Regions from separate parts of the Mus musculus genome. Here regions 2 and 3 are each linked to region 1. The links are chromatin contacts, found by Hi-C or POLR2A ChIA-PET in ENCODE. All regions are on one chromosome and are shown on one strand. The core of a region is the stretch at or near the end of the contact, and the rest is flanking DNA. Distances in the headings are between cores, read along the strand shown. Region 1 holds the start of Ssbp4 (single stranded DNA binding protein 4). Region 2 holds the start of Kxd1 (KxDL motif containing 1). Region 3 holds the start of Rex1bd (required for excision 1-B domain containing).

What was found. A loop is a pair of places that touch in the nucleus more often than their neighbours do. ChIA-PET counts read pairs that join two places held with the same protein, here RNA polymerase II (POLR2A).
Region 2: POLR2A ChIA-PET joins it to region 1 with 41 read pairs in Patski. The contact joins the promoter of Kxd1 here to the promoter of Ssbp4 in region 1. A Hi-C loop is called at or near these places in 1 of 37 maps with a recorded cell type or tissue (T-helper 17 cell). POLR2A ChIA-PET finds 5 or more read pairs at or near these places in 5 of 5 experiments (Patski and embryonic stem cell).
Region 3: POLR2A ChIA-PET joins it to region 1 with 57 read pairs in Patski. The contact joins the promoter of Rex1bd here to the promoter of Ssbp4 in region 1. A Hi-C loop is called at or near these places in 1 of 37 maps with a recorded cell type or tissue (T-helper 17 cell). POLR2A ChIA-PET finds 5 or more read pairs at or near these places in 4 of 5 experiments (Patski and embryonic stem cell).

Annotation. Positions count from the first base shown.
Region 1 is chr8:70,605,736-70,610,280 of GRCm38, forward strand. It overlaps Ssbp4 (single stranded DNA binding protein 4), which reads right to left and starts at 2,579. Exons shown (of 18, transcript NM_001372473.1): 1 at 2,390-2,579. The coding sequence starts at 2,445.
Region 2 is chr8:70,521,825-70,526,146 of GRCm38, forward strand. It overlaps Kxd1 (KxDL motif containing 1), which reads right to left and starts at 1,356. Exons shown (of 5, transcript NM_029366.2): 1 at 1,239-1,356.
Region 3 is chr8:70,503,775-70,508,342 of GRCm38, forward strand. Rex1bd (required for excision 1-B domain containing) reads right to left here and starts at 2,978. Exons shown (of 5, transcript NM_025577.3): 1 at 2,888-2,978; 2 at 2,723-2,805; 3 at 1,982-2,186; 4 at 1,210-1,286; 5 at 521-735. The coding sequence starts at 2,959. The coding sequence ends at 663. It overlaps Crlf1 (cytokine receptor-like factor 1), which reads left to right. Exons shown (of 9, transcript NM_018827.4): 9 at 47-304. The coding sequence ends at 60. Uba52 (ubiquitin A-52 residue ribosomal protein fusion product 1) reads right to left here. Exons shown (of 4, transcript NM_019883.4): 4 at 4,489-4,568. The coding sequence ends at 4,558.

The DNA of each region.
Region 1 (4,545 bases), core at 1,329-3,828:
TGCCACCATAATTATGGGGAAATTACTGTAAAGGCCACCCCTGGCAGCACCCCTCAGACAGGCTACTAGCAGCCAACAGTGACACTCCAGTCACCATCTAACCTGTCACCAGATCTACCCAGTCTTCTAGTGACCCTGACTCCCACAGTCCTTCCTCTCTAGGTGTGGGGTACCAATGTCCAGGGGAAGGAAGGAGGCTATCATGGGACATTCTGAAGGCTGTTCAGAGAAGCCACCTCAACTGCTGGGCGGCAGCAAGAGGACACACGGCCAAGGCCAATGCTCACATACCCCAACTTATACAAGGGCCACTCAGGTCCCAACCTCATCCTCACCAGGGTCTCCACCAGGCCTAGACACATAGGCAAAGTGGCAGAGACAGGGGACAAGTCGGCCAGGAAAGTGGAGGCCACAGCAGGTGAGGCCTAATACAGGCAGGGCTACTACCCCTTACCCCACTTCTCAGAAGATAAAAATCAAGATTAGGCCAGCCAGTAACTGAGACACTGGAGCTGGAAGCCCTGACCCCAGACAGGTAAGCCTACCACACCCTCTCTGTGAGGATGACACCGTGGGAAAGATGGGACAACCCCATTCCAGCAATGTACCAGGAAGGGCCTCGTAGTGCACACTCAGGCCTCCAGTCCGTCCCAGGTCCCTGACTTTGGCCTCAGCTGTTCCAGGTGATTAGCCTCCTTCCAGTTCTGTTGTGCCACCCAGGTACACTGTTCCTCAGACAAGGAGCTGGGCTAAGCCTCATGTATGCCCTTCCAAAAACATAAGCCTCCTTGCAGCCCACACTCAGCCTCAGGACTTCTGCCAATCGGTGGCCCTGCCTGCTCCTACCACAGGGCCTTTGCACATACGGAGCCTATGGCCCACCCCACCCCCACTTCACTTTTCCCTAACAGCCTACCTTGAGGTTCCTGCGTGCTGTGTGGAATGACTAGATCCCCACTTCCTGGATGTGAGCTTCCTCTCACACAATCATCAACACCCACCCCCACCCTCACCCCCAAACTTAGCACAGGTCTGTGAACCATTCCCTAGAATGGGGACTTGCCAGGTATCAGGGAATCAGTCAGTCCCTGCTTCCCACATGGCCAGCAGCCCCATGCCAGGAAGGGTCACTGAGTTTACTGACCATAAATGAGTCCTAACTGCAGGCTCTCAGGGAGCCAGCCTTGCATGGCAGCCCAGTGACCCAGACTTCTCTGTGCCAGGTGATCTGTCCCCTACCCAGGGCTGCACTGGGCAACTCAGCCTCTAGGCAAGCTGCCCCCTCAGGCCCTGCTACAATCCAGGCCTCCACACTCACACCTCAAAGGTGAGTGCTGGGCTCCCAGCACACTTCAAACGTTCCCGCTTCACCTACTTCTCCACACAGGCACCTCGGAAAGGAAGGCCAGCCCAGGCGTGTCCTCACTGGAAGCTAGAGCACAGCCTGTCCACCTGGGCAGCGCACCCTGTATCTTCAATGTGGGGCGTCTAGAGCCAGACCCATTCTGGCTCACCTGGGACTCCGGGAGGTGTCCCGGGACCGCCATGGTCAGGCTCTGCACCTCTCTAGGCTTTGAATCCGCACCTTTGCCTACAAGCGACAGTGGAGTCCAACTTCCACGCAAACCTCCAAAACCCCAACACCCCGCAGGGCATTAGGGTCCGACCCAACCTCTTCAAATTTGCAGCCACAATGAACCCACGTGTCCTGTTTCAAATCTCCAGCTTGGATACTTGGGACTCTGCGGCCCTAAGACCTGAAGCTGTCCTCCAGTGCCATGGTCTCACAGCCAACCCCGAAAGCTCACACCTGTCAGGTTTGTGTGACCCCAGAACTCCCGAGGCCTTACAACCCTCAGATGCTGTGCCTGCCCTGGGCATCCTGTGACCGCTCAAGTCCTAACTCCTGATCTCCCATACACCACCGACTCCCTAGTGAGCCCCTGATCCTGCACCCGATGAACCGCCACGTGACCCCAGCAACCCCTTGGCTCTTGTTTGACCCATTGATTTCCTGTCCCCTCAGGTATTCTGAGACCCCAAGCCCCCTTGGAGCTCTCAAGCTCATGCCCATGCCCTCTATCTCATGTGACCCCCCCACCAAGACCCTGGAACTCGAGTACCTCAATATATTCTGTCCTTTGTGTATTCTGTGACCCCAAAGGACCCTCAGGTCTCGCACACCCACAATCACACACCCTTCTGGTCTCGCGTGACCCCATGAGCCCCTTGATCTCGTGTGTACCCCTGAAATCCCGCACCATTTTGATCTCCAGTCACTCCCCGATCTCCTCGGGATCTCCTGTGTCCCCCCTGAAATCCCGCACCATTCTGGTCTCGCGTGACCCCATGGTCCCCGGTCCCGCGTGGCCCCGCACCGCGCACTCACTTCTCGCGCGCCTGCCCGTCCGAGGGCGCGCAGCCCTTGCTCGCCTTGCCGTACATGCTCCGCACCTGTCAGGCGCGCGTGGCCATCGCTGCCCGCGCCCCGATCCCCGCGGCCATGTCCGCGCGGGAGCTCCGGCCGCGGGTGGGTTCTCGCCGCGCTGCCCTCCCCGGGCTGTTCCGGGAAGCGCGCCACCGCCACCGCGCGCTCCCGCCGCTCTTAAAGTGGCAACGGCGGGAGCGCGGGTGGGCCCCCCCCCCGCGCGCGCGCTGGGAGCGCGCACGCGCAGAGCCCGCGGGGGCGGCACTGCCCACCAATAGGCTGCGCACCAATAAGTACAGACTTCAATACCTCCCCCCAAAGATATTCAAGCCCGGGACGCGCTCCAGCAGTTGCTATTTGTGCAATTGGGAAGCTGAGGCAGGGGGATGGCCGCGAGCTCCAAGCATACCTCGGCTGCGGAGCAAGACTCCCAGTTGTACAGATCTGGGGGTGGGGGTGGGGTGCTGTGGATATCTCCGTTTCGACTCAGGAACTGCACTAGGCTCTTGGGCTCACAGGATATGCGCCCATGACATTCTACTCCCAGGACACTCTCTGCGAGCCAATACAGCGCTGCGGGCTGTGAGGGGCCCTTTTGAGAGAGTTTCATATAGGCCAGGCTTGTCTCAAACACATAAAACAGATAACCCTGAAATTCTAATCCTCCTGCCTCAGCCTCCCTAGCGTTTGCACGACAGGCGTGTGCCACTTAGCCTGGTCTGTGTGCTGTGCACAGAGCCCGGTTTTTTTTTTTTTGTTTTTTTTTTTATGCATGCCAGCGTTGTAAGGACTGAACCCCAGACCAAGCACGTTTTGTTTGTTTTTCTGAAAGTGTTTCTTAACGCGGTAGACAGAGGCAGGAGGATCTCTGTGAATTCGAGGCCAGCCTGGTCTATATGGCGAGTTCCAGGACAGCAGCCAATACATAGTGAGACCCTGTCTCAAAGTCGGAGTAAAAACGGTGTCTCCTGTAGCCCAGGCTGACCTCCAGCTCTCTACTTCACTAAGGCTCCTTGAACAGGTGGTCCTCCTGCCTCCACCTCTGGGTGCACGCTGGGAATGAGAGCATGCTTCTTTCCCCCACTCCAGCGCAGACGCACGTGTATAACACGCGGCCCCGTGAGAGCACGAGGGGTCGTGGCGCATGGGCGTCGGGAAGCATCCAGGCTAAGGCTTGCTATCGCTGCAAGTGTCCCCGGTTGGACACGACGGGTTTAGTGGGGACTTGCTGGAGATTGCGCACAGGTGGGTCGTCAGCACCCGGTGGCGCAGTCATGAGCTCAGGTTTCCTGTGTGAGTGTGACAGCATGCAGGTCACCACGGCGCTAAGTCTCGCGTGGTGTCCCTGGTGCAGGCAGATCCCCTAGCCCGGGCCTCCCCGCCCCCACCCTAGTGGGCGGGCGGGAAGCCGAGCCGCCGTGGTTCCAGGCGCTCAGGAAAGGCTGCCGGGGCGCGCCCCGCCTCCTCCCCCAGGGCTCAGCTGGGCCGACGCCGGCCTTTCCCATTTCCTGCTTGGCCCGCCACCCCCTCCCCCAGCTTCCTCTCCCCGCCGCGGGGCTGGCGACTGCTGGGTGCCAGGAAGGCCGTCGGTGCGCCTGGGCCACCGCGCACTACAGCTCTTTGCAGGCCCTGTTCTCAGCGAGACACAGAGAGGTTGCGAGTGCAGCCGGGAGGCACAGCACGCAGCTCCGAGTTTCCTTCCACCCTCAATTGTGTCCCCAAGGTCTGGAGATGCCCAGGACGCAAGGTTTCCCCTCTCTCAGCCACAAATTTTTGATTCAGTGTCTTCACCCACCCCAACCCCCGGAACTATTTATTGAGCGCCTGCTGTCTACCGGGCCCTGGGGACCCAGCGGGGACACTTTGCTACGACTCCTGGAGAAAAGAGTCAGCTGGGGAAAGCAGGAGACAGAGCCGGACAAAGGGAGGGAGGGCCGGCGGCAGCGAGGACGGTGGGAGTCCCGGAGGAGAGTGGAGGCGGACGCTGGGAGGAGGAAAGAACGGGGGGGGGGGGGCGCCCGCAGCCCTTGAAGGCTGCTTGGGGGAGGCTCTGCGGGCGGGAGCAACTGCGCCGTCGTCATGGCAACCGAGGCGCTCCCAAACACAGCTAGGAAAGT
Region 2 (4,322 bases), core at 106-2,605, 85 kb before region 1:
CTCATGCAGAATTTTAATTCCAGAGATTTTGTTCTAGATCAGGTATCAGTCCTGGTCTGGGACTGAACTGGAAGCATGCAGAAGCCCTGGGTCCTTCAGGGCTTAAGGTCAGTTTGGGCTGTACATACTGAGTTTTGGGCCACCCTAAGATGCATGAAACCCTATTTTAAAACAGAAGCCTGGTGTGACAGCTCATGTTTGCCATCCTGGCACTCAGGTGACTAGAAGACTGTTGTAAGTTTAAAGTTAATTTGCGCTACATAATGAGTGGGAGACGAGATTGAGACACATAAGACTGTCTAAATAAATACGTGCTGGAGAGATGACTCAACGGTCAAGAGCACTGACTGCTCTTCCAGAGGTCCTGAGTTCAACTCCCAGCAATCACATGGTGGCTCACAACCATCTGTAATGGGAATCCAGTGCCCACTTCTGCTTTGTCTGAAGACAGCGACAGTTTATGTATGCACATACGTGAAATAAACAAATAAGAGTCAGGTGTGGTGAATGCCCTGCCCGTGCACAGTGCTAGAGAAGACAGTAAGAGCAGAAGTTTCAGGTCACTTTTGCTTTGTGAGTTACAGACTAGCCTGGAACAAATGAGACCCTAATCCAAAACAAGACTCAACACAAGCAGATGAGGTAACTCACGCTTGTCATCCCAGTACTTTAGAGACTGAGGAAGATGCATTTCAAGGAGACAGAGGCCCCAGTCTGGGCTGCTATCTCAAAATTTTAATGACTCTCTTTATAGTTGGGTGGCCGAGGCAGGATGATTACCAGGAACTGGAGGCTAATTTGAGCTATCATCTAAAGAAACACTAACTCTCCCCCAGGAATGTCAGGCTGACTGGAATGGCTCTGAGCCTCAAGGTCACAGTAGGAGCACAAGGAGCCGTCCGGCCCGAGTCCTCTAAACGGACTTCAACTCTTCCGGCCAAACTCTGAAGGAGAAACAACAACAACAAAAGAACCAAACCAGATAAGGCGTGACTCAAACAAACACGGGGTCCCCGCCCCTTTGAGCGGGGAAACTGAGGTACACGCGCACCCCAAGCCGCTCAGGGCTCCAGGTCACACAACTAGGGTTTCCATCTAGATTGGCCCGCGCTATCGCTGCGAATCCGGGAAAACTGAGGCTGTGTCCCCGAGCTAGGATGGGCCCTCCCTCCCCTCCGTGGCCTCCTGACGCCCCGAGTTCCCGCCCTGCCCGGCCCCGGCGGCTCCAGCCTCGGCACCTGCACATCTGGCGGCCTGGCTCGCGCTTCCGGGAGGGCGCCCTAGCGCTTACGTCATCATAGAGCGTCCACGAGCGCCCCCTGTCCTGGCGCCTAGGAGCCTGCGCGTACTCACCGCGAGGAGGCGGGAGGACCAAATTGTAGAAGCCCTAACGTGAACGCCAAAAGGATGAGCAATCGCAGCACTAGATACGCGCACGCGCTGTGTCCCAAACATGGCTTTTAAGCAATCCGGAAGTGGGCAATTAAATGTATTATTTATCAATCCAGTGTTACACAAGGAAACCCTATCTCGAAAAGTAAACAAAAAGACAAGGTCATATGTACTCAGGCTGGATTCCAGCTCGCCATGGAGCCTAGGTTACCCTTAAAATCCTGGTCATCCTGAAATGGCGTGTACGCCATTGTATGCCACCATGTGTGACTTTCAGATTTTTGAGGTATCGCTGTAGCCCAGGCTGGCCTGGTACTCGGTATTGTGAGAAATAATCCCCTCTCTCTAATAAAGAGTCTGGTGAAAGAGATGCAGGGATTTGACTTGTTTTGTTTGGGTTTTTCTAGACCGTTTCTCTGTGTAACAGAGCTCTGCCTGTTCTGGACTTGCTTATTTAGACCAAGCCAGACTCGAACTCATAGAGATCTACCGGCCTCCTGAGTGGTCGGATTGAAGGCCTGTGCCACCAGGACCGGCCAGTTTTGGTTTTATGAAACAAGATTTCTCTTTTTATCTCTGGTTTTTCTGGGACTTTTTCTGTACGTCCAAATAAGAGAAACCGTTTTTAATATGCCTTCTGCAAAAAAAGGATTTCAGCATAGAAAAAAAGGCAGAGGCTGGCATGCTGATTTCTTGCAAACAAGGCAGTATTTGATTTCTTTTTTTCTTCTCCTACTCCTTTCTTTGTGTAGTCCCGGCTGTCCAGGAATGCCCTTTAGTGTTTTGAACAGGTTGCTCTTTAACTCAGAGATCTGTCTTTCTCTGCCTCCTCTGTGCTGGGATCAAAGGTATGTACTACTATGGCCAGCTAACGTAGTAGTTTTTTTTTTTTTTTTTAAGATTTATTTATTATATGTAAGTACACTGTAGCTGTCTTCAGACACTCCAGAAGAGGGAGTCAGATCTCATTACGGATGGTTGTGAGCCACCATGTGGTTGCTGGGATTTGAACTCCGGACCTTCGGAAGAGCAGTCGGGTGCTCTTACCCACTGAGCCATCTCACCAGCCCCCCGTAGTAGTTTTTAAAGTCCTGATCATAAGTAACCTCAGGCTTTTTCCCATAACTGGATACTCAGAGAGTTACAATCTTTGTATACCTTACCATAGTCTTTAAATTCCCCATTCTATTCCAGGGATTTAAAATCTTATCAAATGAGTCGTCTAGGCTTGAGCCTGACTATTCCTTCTCTGATTGTGGCATGGGTCACATAGTACAGTGCCTGTAACTTTACAACTATCCTGGGTGCTAAGAGAAGCAGACAGCAGTGACAACTCAGGACAGGAAGAGTCTAGCACCTCATGCTACCTGTGCTTCTTTGGTGGATTCTAAGTATACCTGATACTGAAAATATACAAGAACAAATTACTTTTTACATTATGAGTCAGGAGCTGGCCTTGAAATTCCTGTCTATCCTCCCGCCCCAGCTTCACTGGGGCTGGGAATGAAGACCTGCTGCACCATACCTATCATCTGGACAGTTCTTCTATTTGAGCACCACAATATGTCTGTCCCGTGAGGTGTGAGGTGGGGATGGGGGATCTGAAGACTTATTTTTTCCTAGCAACCTGGTTCTATTTTTTTTTTAAATGTGTAACCCCTTTATTACTGTATGTGTGTGACTATTTTGCCCTTATACCATGTATGTGCCTGGTGCTCATGGAGATCAAAAGAAATCAAAAGAATCCTTGGAATTACAGACAGTTGTGAGCTGCCATGTGGGTGCTGGGAATTGAACCTAGGTCCTCTGCAAGAGCAGCCAGTGCTCTTAACTTCCAAGTCATCAAGTTCCTTTTCCTCTCTGTCCTTGACTCTCTGTCACCCCCCACCCACCCACCCACCCACCCACACCCAGCCCTAAGCAACTTGTGTCTTCTGTTTTCTGTTTAGAAAGCTTACTGATTCAGGTTGCTTACTGCTGTCTGTATGGCTGTGTAGAAGCCCCAAAGCCCACACTCCATCCTTAGATGTCTGAAAGACCCATACCAGACTGATGAAACTCAAATGTGAAAGCTGCTCAAGTTTTTCCACAGGACAACACATTTTCCTAAACTTCATCAGTTCTTTGCTTCCGTACAGCCCAGAGTGCTAGCACACACCTGGGAGCTCAGCTGCTGTTGAGGCTGTAGCAAGGACTATAACCACAAATATAAGGCTAACCTGGGCTACAGAGTGAGCTCAAAGCCAGGCTGGGGATTTCTGAGTTCAAGGCCAGCCTCGTGTATCTACAGAGTGAGTTTCAGGACAGCCAGGGCCACACAGAGAAACCCTGTCTTGAAAAACCAAACCAAAACAAACAATCAATCAAACAAACAAAAAAACAAAGCCAGACTGACTATGTATGTAGTGAGACTTTCCTACTTCAAAAAGAAAATAAAATGCCAGGTGGTAGTGGCGCATGCTTTTAATCCCAGTACTCGGGGAGGTAGGTGGACCTCTGTGAGTTCTAGACCAGCCTGGTCTACAGAGCTAGTTTCAGGGTGGCCAGAGCCACAGGAAGAAACTCTGTCTTGAAAAACAAAAACTAGGGCTGGTGAGATGGCTCAGTGGGGAGGAGCACTGACTGCTCTTCCAGAGGTCCTGAGTTCAAATCCCAGCAACCACATGGTAGCTCACAACCACCCATAATGAGATCTAATGCCCTCTTCTGGTGTGTCTGAAGACAGCTATAGTGTACTTATTTATAATAATAAATAAATCTTTGGGTTGGAGCAAGCGGGGTTGACCTGAGCAAGCAGAGGTCCTAAATTCAATTCCCAACAACCACATGAAGGCTCACAACCATCTGTACAGTGTACTGACAAACATAAAATAAATAAATCTTAAAAAAGAAAACAAAAGAGGAAGAAAAAGAAAATAGCTAAGAGATAT
Region 3 (4,568 bases), core at 1,728-4,227, 100 kb before region 1:
GTTGCTGAAGGGTCCAGGCTTAATGTGGCCTCTTTTCTGCCCTCAGGTCCTGCCGGCTAAACTCTAAGGATAGGCCATCCTCCTGCTGGGTCAGACCTGGAGGCTCACCTGAATTGGAGCCCCTCTGTACCATCTGGGCAACAAAGAAACCTACCAGAGGCTGGGGCACAATGAGCTCCCACAACCACAGCTTTGGTCCACATGATGGTCACACTTGGATATACCCCAGTGTGGGTAGGGTTGGGGTATTGCAGGGCCTCCCAAGAGTCTCTTTAAATAAATAAAGGAGTTGTTCAGGTCCCGATGGCCAGTGTGTTTGGGGCCTATGTGTTGGGGTGGGGGGAGGGGTAGCATACCCCCTCCCCACCTATAAATTTCGATCCTGTTTTCTAGAACACTACCTGTCCCAGAACTCCTTGGGGGTGTGAAATCTTACACCTGCTCTCCCTGTTTCCCTGGAGAATCCCCCCTCACCCCAAGATGGCTGACCCATCCCAAGATACAGAGCTGATGGGAAAGCTGCAGAGGGAGAATTCTTTATTGCGTGAGGCACATTGGAGGGCAGCCCAGCAGGGCACGACCTCAGCCAGCTGGCGGTCAGGGCTGGGCTCGACGCCATGGGCCTCTTTTCCCGGCTTCCTCTGGTCCCTGGGGAGCCGCCCTCACTCGGCAGATTCCGCATCAAACCTGAGTTCCTGCAGAACCTCGCCGATCGCCTCCATGGTTTTAATTACCCTACAAGAGCGGATGGAAACTATAAATAAAACCCAGATGGGGTGAATTAGCTGAGCTGCACAGCTAGCGGGGAGGGGGGCTATGGCAAGCCTTGGGCCCTCCTGCTTGCTGCCAAACCTCAAGCCCAGCCTGGGAGCATGCCCAGGAGGCCGGGTGGCTCGTTGGGTCACAGTAGGCTCATGGGAAAGGCCATGGTGGTGGGGGGAGGGGATGTTTGTGCATGCCTATCTATGCATAGAGACCTGCAATAGACCTAGAGGGGTTCACAGGGGAGCAAGTGACTGGTCACATTCAAACTCCTGAAAGCAGTGGAAACTGTAAGAGATGTGATATACATGCACATCCTAGGAAGTACGCATCTGGGAGCACCAGAGTGCATCAGAGTGTCTGCCCTCTCTGACTGGCTCTGCGCTGGGCTGACTCAATCTAAGGTGCCAATCTAAGGTGGCAAGCCAAGGGGCCAACAGGGCTCACTTTATTTTCAGCTGGTGCAACTTTTCAGGGTCCTGTTCTGACACTCCTGGTGTCCCCATCACCTGCAACAGTGCCACCTGGAGGAGGAAATGGGAGTTACAGTAGACAAAAGCCACACAGAGGGAAGGAGGGCCAGGAGTGGACTCTAAGGAGAGCAGAGCTTGAGTGGGAGGTAGCGTATGACTTGCTTTTAGGGCTCTCCTATGGAAGGAGGTACAGAATATGGTCACAGTTTGGAAAAACCAGGGAATGGTGGCAGGTATGGTGGGTGTGGCCTCCACCCCAGTGGCCGGACATGGAGTTCGAATTCTAGGATGGAAATGGAACTCTGCAGAGTTTGGGATTCTGCACTAAGAATTCCAGACCAAAGAGCTACATGGTTTACAGTGGGCAAGCTCCTCCCCTGCTACCACTGGCTATAAGGTTAGGGTAGGTGGGGTCTTGGGATCTGGGTCAAGGACCAAGGATGACAAGTGTCTGAGGATGTTTGTGGAAGAAGTAGTTTGTGGGTTCCAACGGTGATAACCCAGAGTTAGGGACTTAAACAGCCACAGTGGTCGATGCGTTGGGTTTCTGGAGTTCTTAGGACAGCTTTACAGAGGGGCTGGTATAATTAAGCAAAAATTTGGGAGGGAAATGTAGTTAGCCAGGAAAGAGTGGGAGAGGGCCCAAATGCATAGAGGTGTTTGGCAAAAATAGTAGTAGGTCGGGGTGGCTGGGAATGGGTTGTGGACCATGCCCCACTCTAAAAGGAGAGGGGTGGTGGTCTTACCGTGGCCAGGCGCGTCTGTTCTAGCTCCTGCAGGCTGCGCACGTGGCGGGCGAGCACCGGTTGCGCTCGAGGCCCTGCCAACTCTGCTTCCACTGCCAATACCTCCCGCGAGGCAGCGGCGAAGGCCTGGGTCACCTCGTGCACGACACTCCGGTAACTCGGGAAGTCATAGTGCTGACCACTGAGCAGGTACTGACGGTGAGCTCTGCAGTGGACCGGGAGGATGCTGAATCGACACGCTGACAAGCAGACCACGCTCCCTGCTCCAGCTACGTGGAAGATACCCCCGACTCGAAAGAGACAAACCCGAACTCCACAGACTGGGTCTGTCAGGACAGAGCTAGTGCTTAACCATCTCTGCACTCAGAGAAATGAGGGATCTTGTGGAGGGTCACACCACAGCTGCTCCCGCCAGGCCACGCCCACGGTCACATGCTGCTCTACACCTATCTACCCTGCTACTAAAAGCTACACCCTCAGCTCTACCCAACTCCCCCAAATAGACAGGCTTCAGTGTCACAGATCCTTTTACCCACCCTTCTAGACTTCGCTTTCAAGTACGCCCTGCTCCCGGCAGCAGCACTCCTGCATCTCCTGGACCAGATCTGGCTCTCTCCCCACCTCTTCCGACCAAGTCCACAACCTAGGTCCTCCCAGCCACGCCTCCAGCCGCCTCCCCTCAGGTCCCCCTCAGGCAAGCTCTCCCAGGGCCCGCCCCCTCCTCCAGCCCAGCCCGCTCACTGGTCTAGACGGCGGAAGGCCTGTGCGCGTTCATTCTGAAGCTGCTGAATCCTCTGCACCAGTGTAGCGATCGGGGCGTCTCTCTATGGGGGTGTGGGGCCATGAAGCCGGAGTCCTGAGCCCATCCCGCCACCCCGCGCCCGTCCCACCCGCAACCGGGCTCACCCAGGCCCACGCGGACTCCGCAGACCCGGGACCGTCTGCAGCAGCCAACACCTCTGTGGCGGCGGTGAGCATGACTGCGCAGTCAAGTGGCACTAGGGAATGGCCGCTGCGCCCCCTGCCGGCCGGGAGGTCCACCACCAGCCCGCGCGCCTTTGAATTCGTTTTTTTTTTTTTTTTTTTTTGAGACAGGTTTTCTGTGTAGCCCTGGCTGTCCCTGCCTCTGCCTCCCAAGTGCTGGGATTAAAGGCGTGTGTCACCACCGCCTGGTGGAACTCTAAATAGTTTCTAAAGCAACTAAATGGTTAGTTCCAGGGCTGTGTACATCCGCCAGATCCTTGCAACAAGCGGGGCTCGAATAGGGCCTAAATCGAAGTTAAGGCCACAAGTATTTCTGTACCGGTGATGCTTACGAATGTAGTTGAACCAGTTTTGGTTTCAGTGGCTGAGTACTAGTTGCTGTTGCAGGACTGAACCCAATGACACTACCCACATAGCCACTCACACCTATATGCAGGACACCTAATGCACCCCCAGCCCCCCAGACAGGGTTTCTCTGTATAGCCCTGGCTGTCCTGGAACTCATTTTGTAGAGCAGGCTGGCCTTGAACTCAGAAATCCGCTTGCCTCTGCCTACAGAGTGATGGGATTAAAGTGCACCACCATGCCCATCACGCATTTTTTTTTTAAAAGTATTTATTATATGTAAGTACACTGTAGCTGTCTTCAGACACACCAGAAGAGGCATCAGATCAATTATGGATGGTTGAGCCACCATGTGGTTACTGGGAATTGAACTCAGGACCTCTGGAAGAGCAGTCAATCAGTGCTCTTAACCACTGAGCCACTTCTCCAGCCCCTAACAAACCTTTTGATGTCATCTCACATAGTGCACACAAACCATCCATTCAGATTATACCTTTGAAATGGGATTCCCAGCACCGGGGAGGTAGGATATACTCTGAAAGCTTCCTTCCCTAAATTACTTTGGAGATGTTGGTTGCACATACATGGGGGATTTGCAAGCTGCTGGCAACCAGGTTCGAACCCACGGAACCTTCCAAATGACAAGACAGACTGCATACCTGAAGTCAATTACAAGCAACATGGCCTGTCTAAGACTCCCCACGATGGGTGAAATGGTCCTAGACGCCCTAGAGTACCCAGCTACTCATGCAAAAGTGTGCCTGATACTCAAAAATCAAAGGTAGATGAGGCGGCCTCATAAACTCATATAAAGTGTGTTGCCTGTAGTCCCTGGTGCCATGCCTGATGGTGAACTCTATCAGGTTGTCCAGCAACTTAACTGGCGTACAGAGTACTGAGTCAGGTGAACTGCTCCCCCAGAGACCCTAAATTGTGGCCCCACACATCAGAGCCAAGACAAGATCTGTAAGCACAGCCTGCCTCCCCACAGCAGCACTGTGTGGGCTCCACCTTTACATGGTTCCAAGGCTTGCAAGTTCTAACCCACTGGTTCACCCTGCTGCCCAGTACCAGTCTTTACTGCCTCCCCAGCCTCCAAGGTTCAAGGGCAGCCTAGGCTACATGGTGAGATCCCCTCCCCACCGATCCCTCAACAGAACAGTCACTCTAGACACCAATTACTGCTCCAGTGGATGGAAGGGGACTTTATTTGGTCCCGGGGTCACATGCCAGGTATGACCACAGCTTTATTTGACCT